Linked DNA regions of Homo sapiens: region 2 is linked to region 1. Evidence: chromatin loops called from intact Hi-C (ENCODE). Cell type or tissue: PC-9. All regions are shown on one strand. Region 1 overlaps LRRC20 (leucine rich repeat containing 20). Region 2 overlaps AIFM2 (AIF family member 2).

What was found. Peaks named below come from ENCODE experiments on the same cell type or tissue, not always from the same donor. Only the 100,000 strongest peaks of a DNase experiment are listed, where the experiment ranks them.
Region 2: a loop joins it to region 1, with 12 times the contacts of the local background. A loop is called at or near these places in 13 of 110 quality-filtered maps.

What each region holds. Positions count from the first base shown.
Region 1 is chr10:70,363,216-70,365,715 of GRCh38, forward strand. All of the region lies in intron 2 of LRRC20 (leucine rich repeat containing 20), which reads right to left. Among named protein-coding and RNA genes, the nearest start is that of LRRC20, 18 kb to the right of the region's middle. In PC-9, CTCF peaks have their summits at 1,468 (motif pointing left) and 1,675; a DNase peak (open chromatin) is centred at 1,356; H3K4me3 peaks cover 470 bases; H3K27ac peaks cover 1,269 bases.
Region 2 is chr10:70,114,933-70,117,432 of GRCh38, forward strand. AIFM2 (AIF family member 2) reads right to left here. Exons shown (of 9, transcript NM_032797.6): 7 at 1,690-1,842; 8 at 1-188. Among named protein-coding and RNA genes, the nearest start is that of AIFM2, 17 kb to the right of the region's middle. In PC-9, CTCF peaks have their summits at 1,461 (motif pointing right) and 1,661; no DNase peak of the experiment used is centred here.

The DNA of each region.
Region 1 (2,500 bases):
ACTGCACTCCAGCCTGGGCAAAGGGAGGGAAGGGTGGAGGGGAGGGAAGGGGAGGGGAGGGGAGAAGAAACCCCAGAACATTCTCTCAAGGAAGGAAGGAAGGAAAAAGAGAGAGGAAGGGAGGAAGGAAGAAACCCCAGAAAAGTCTCTCCCTGGCCCCCCACCCACGGAGGACATGGTGAGAAACATCTGTTAATGAACCAGGAAGCAGACCTGCACCAAACACTGAGCCTGCCAGTGCCTTGATCTTGGACTTCCCAGCCTCCAGAATTGTGAGAAATAAATCTCTGCTGTTCATATTTTGCTATGGAAGCCTGAATGAACTAAGGCATCTTGCCTCAAGTGGGTAGAGGCTAGGATGTTGCTAAACATCTTACCAAGCACAGGACAGCTCCCCAGAACAAAGAATTATCCAGCTCAAAAACCAAAGGTGTCAAGACAGAGAAGTGCCCACCCAGGGATACAAAGCCTTCCTTTCAAATAGGTGCAGAGCCCTCAAGGGAAGAAAGCCCTCCCCAGGGGGCACAGGAGAAGAGGGAGAAGGGTCTTTCTTAGCCTCCCAGGAGCCCCAATCCAGACAGAGCAAGTCTAGAGGTGGCATGCTAGGCAGAAGGCTCCAAGTCAACCCCCAACACAGCACACCACAGAGGAGGCAGAGTTGGGAAAGGTCTGTCTCCTTACAGAGGAGCTCAGTCCCCCTGGGAGAGCAGCACAGACCCTGCAGTGGGGACCTCCAGCCCCCTCTCCTCCCTGGTAAACTCCCACCTGCTTCCTGCGAGAGGCAGAGAGCCAAGGATGGCAGATCTGAGGCCTCAGCCCTTGTGGCAAACAAAGCCAGGCAGCCCCAGCCATCTGGGAGCTGCTGTGTGAGAACGCAGTCCCTCCCCCATGCTCTCAGAGCTGGACTGTGCCAGGCTGACCCTCAGGACTCGCCAGGCCAGGAAACATCACAGCAAAACACACTCCCCTCACCCCTACCAGATGCCGGCCTCAGCTCTGGGCCAGGAACTACAGGCCAACAAGCCCTGGTGAGGGCCAAGATCACCACCCCACCAGGCCAGAAAAGCAGCTCCCACTCCAGTCCCTGGCAGCCCCCTTTCAGTGTAAGAGTGTGCTAGAGCGATGTCTGCCTCCCCTCCAGACTGGGCACTCCCGGGCACATGCATTGCCCTCCAGGCAGGGCACACACAGCAGCTGCTCAAAGTGTGTTTTTTGAAAGAGGAGCCAGTGGCAATTTCTGAACGAAGAAAATGTTGTGATTCAGTGGGTATCTATTAAGTGTTTCCTGAGTACTCTTGTTCAGAAAAGGGGTTGCAACATCAGGTCCCTGCAGGGGTTGGACAGGAACATAAACACAAGAAGGGAGTGGAAGCCTTGGTCAGAACACCCAGCAACAGCTCACCCAGCAACAGCCTGGCCAGGTCCCTGGGCTCGGCTTCCGGTCCTTGGCTTGGCCTGTGACAGGGCGCCATCTGCTGGCTAGTACAGAAAGAAGCAAGCGCTCAGCCAAAGCGCAGGTGGGCCCGGGAGGGACGAAAGGTGGACACACCCCTCGCGCTAGCCTTGGTCTCCCTGTTTGATTCCACAGCTCCCAGCCTAGCTGCTCAGGTCCCTCCCCAGGAGCACATCACATCCATGTCCGTATTTATTCATCATCTCCCACATGCACATCCAGAACCCTGCCAGGCAATGCCCCTGCCCCACCCCGCAGCAGCCATCAGGACAGGAAGCTCCAAATTGCAAACAGTAAGCCAGTGATTCTCAAAATTCAAGGCAAAGAAGAATCAGACACAGTTCATGTTAAAATTCAGATCACCAGGTCCTCTCTGAGATTCAACTTTTTTTTTTTTTTTTTTTTTTTTGAGATGAAGTCTTGCTCTGCCGCCCAGGCTGGAGTGCAGTGGCACCATCTCAGCTCACTGCAACCTCCGCCTCCCAGGTTCAAGAGATTCTCCTGCCTCCGCCTCCCGAGTAGCTGGGATTACAGGCGTGTGCCACCAAGCCCAGCTAATTTTTGTATTTTTAGCAGAGACGGGGTTTCACCATGTTGGTCAGGCTGGTCTCGGACTCCTGACCTCGTGATCCACCCACCTCGGCCTCCCAAAGTTCTGGGATTACAGGCGCGAGCCACCGCGCCCGGCGAGATTCAACTTTTAAAGCTCTAGAATAGGGTCCGTGGATCTGCATGCTTAACCAATAACCAAATGATCCTGATAGGAGAAAATCTTCTTGACCTTGGGTTAGGCAAAGACTTCTCACATACAATACCAAAAGTATCATGTATAAAAGATAAAACGATAAATTAAATTTCATCAAAATTAAAAATGTGAGCCAGGCAGGTGGCATGCACTTGTAGTTCCAGCTACTCTGGAAGCTGAAATAGGAGGATCTCTTGAGCCCAGGAGTTCCAGGCTACAGTGTGCAATGATTGTGCCTGTGAACAGCACTGCACTCCAGCCTGGGCAACATACCAAGACCCCACCTCGAAAAAACAAAACTA
Region 2 (2,500 bases), 250 kb before region 1:
CTGGAGAGGCCGCTGCTTCACAGAGTTGACGATGTTGGCCACGGCGATGTTGGCGTGGAGGCCGGCAAGATAGGCCATCTTGGGCGTCCTCACGTCGGCACAGTCACCAATGGCGTAGACGTTGCTGTGGCCCTCCACCTGGAGGTGCTCGTTCACTCTCAGAGCACCACTGCTGGCTAGTCTGCTCTCTGCCAGAAGAAATGACACCGAAACCAAGACACTGAGCTGCTGTGTTAAGTGGCCACCAGGAGGAGGAGAGGGCGAGCTCTAGACACTGGTCAATAGGTGCTGGTCAGGTCACCCTCCTGAGGCATGACCACCCCCTGGAGGTGCCTGCTCTAGAGGCCACCCTCCCACCTAATGTATTCCCCCCTGAAGTCTCTACCTCACAACTCTTCCTGCAGAGGCAAGGTTGCTGATGCCAGAGTGGAAATGGGTCAAAATACCAACAAGCCTCCTTTTAGAAATGTACATAACTCTCAACAAGTTACAATGATCAGCTGAGTCTTGAATTGACTTTTGAATGTAAGTGAGATTTTAAAAATAAATGCAGGCCAGGTGTGGTGGCTCATGCCTGTAATCCCAACTCTTTGGGAGGCCGAGGCGGCCAGATCACTTGAGGCCAGGAGCTCAAGACCAGTCTGACCAATATGGTGAAACCCATCTCTACTAAAAATAGAAAAATTAGCCGGGCTTAGTGGCATACAGCCGTAATCCCAGCTATTCGGGAGGCTGAGGCACAAGAGTCGCTTGAACCCAGGAGGTGGAGGTTGCAGTGAGCCAAGATCACGCCACTGCACTCCAGCCTGGATGACAGAGCAAGACTCTGTCTCAAAAAATAAAAATAAAAAACAAAACTGAAGCATTAAAAATAAATGCAGAGCTTTAATAAATGGCAAACTGCTTTTTTAAAGGGACTTTTAAAAACTTGTATTTGAAAATACAACATTAGGACAATTTGGTATTAAATTCTGGGATCTCTGTCCATTATAAGCCCTCAATCCCACTGCTACACACAGCCTGGACTGGCTTCCTTTTCCTGGGATTGGATCATTACTTCCTGCTGGACACAAGGCAGGAGCTCCTTGTCAGGGAAGGGCATTTGGGAGTAAATGACAGGGAATTGAGGACACAAAGCAACCACCAGGCCTGGCCACTGAGTCTCCTGCTCACAAATGGAGGCTTAAACACACATCAGTCCACCTCTGCCACCTCCAGCCAGCTAAATACGCAAATACTGAGCTTTAAGAAACGAGGCCATGTTACCAACCCCACTCCCCAGTCAATCCAAGCTCAAGAGACCAAATGTTTTGATCTGGGTTTGGGGGCGGCAGCACGCCTGCCAAGAGAGGAAGGCCTGACCCTGAATTTCCTCTGTCCTCAGGTGAGGGGGAAAGAAACACCACCAACCTTTGTCATCTCTCTGACGCCTGTTCCCATCTCTTACCACTAGGGGGCGGCCCTAATTTCAGAAGATTCTGGTCACCTTGGCCACCTGGGGCCGAGCCATGGTCACAGCTGAGGAGAGCTCAGCAAGGGTGGACCCTCACTGAATTTAAAGTCTGAGCTGTTGGGAAGAAAGGGGGAAGGCAGCAAGGTGTGGACTCCTGGGGGCAAGCACTGCAGGGCATTCAGAGGGTACTGGAGAGCAAGGAGGCACAGGGGAAGCCCGGCTGGGCACCTGCTCACCAAACGCTTTGCGGTAGGCGGAGCTGTTGATCTTGATGCCGGTGCAGAGAATCACCAGGTTGGTGGCCACCTCTGTGCCTTTGTCCGTCTGCACTTTGATGTACTCTCGATACTCATTGAGAGGCAGCTCCTCCAGATTGCTCACCCGCTCACCTAGAAGGGGGTTCATGACCAGGAGGCTGGTGGGGACAGGGACCCCATCAAGCCTGGACCCCAGGCCAAGGCTAACCCTGGGGAGGGCCTGGACCTCTGGGGCCCAACTGGGCAATGGCTGCACCCTGTCTTCCCACCATGCCCCTCCCTCAGTCCACTCTATGCCCCACAAAGCTGATCTGGACATCTGGCCCCGAGGGGTCCCTCTGGAGAAAAGTTCCAAGAAGCCCCTGGAGGGAAGCGAGGCTGTTTCCCAAGAAGTTCTCAGAAAAGCTGTTTAATGGAAGATCTCAGACGCGCCTCTTATGAGTGCCAGCCGTGCCATCCTAACTAGGCAGGACGAGCGCTCCAAGTGCACCACGACAAAGGGGAAAGCCAGAGAAAGAGAAGCCAGCTCGCTACACTCACTGCCTAAAGTGACAGTGACGGCAGCACTCCACAGCCAGTTACCAAAAGGAGGCTGAGGCAGCCATGCGGGCCCTTCACAGGACAGGTGCCTCACCCTCCCGCAAACAGTGAGGGGGCTGGGGCCCCATGCAGTGAAGTGTAGGGGCCACAGCGCTGGAAGAGAACCTCACTTTCCAGCATTTGCTGGGTGGGTCTCGTCCCCTGCTCTACAAGAAGGCCACACTCCTCACCACTCTCAAAACATAAACCA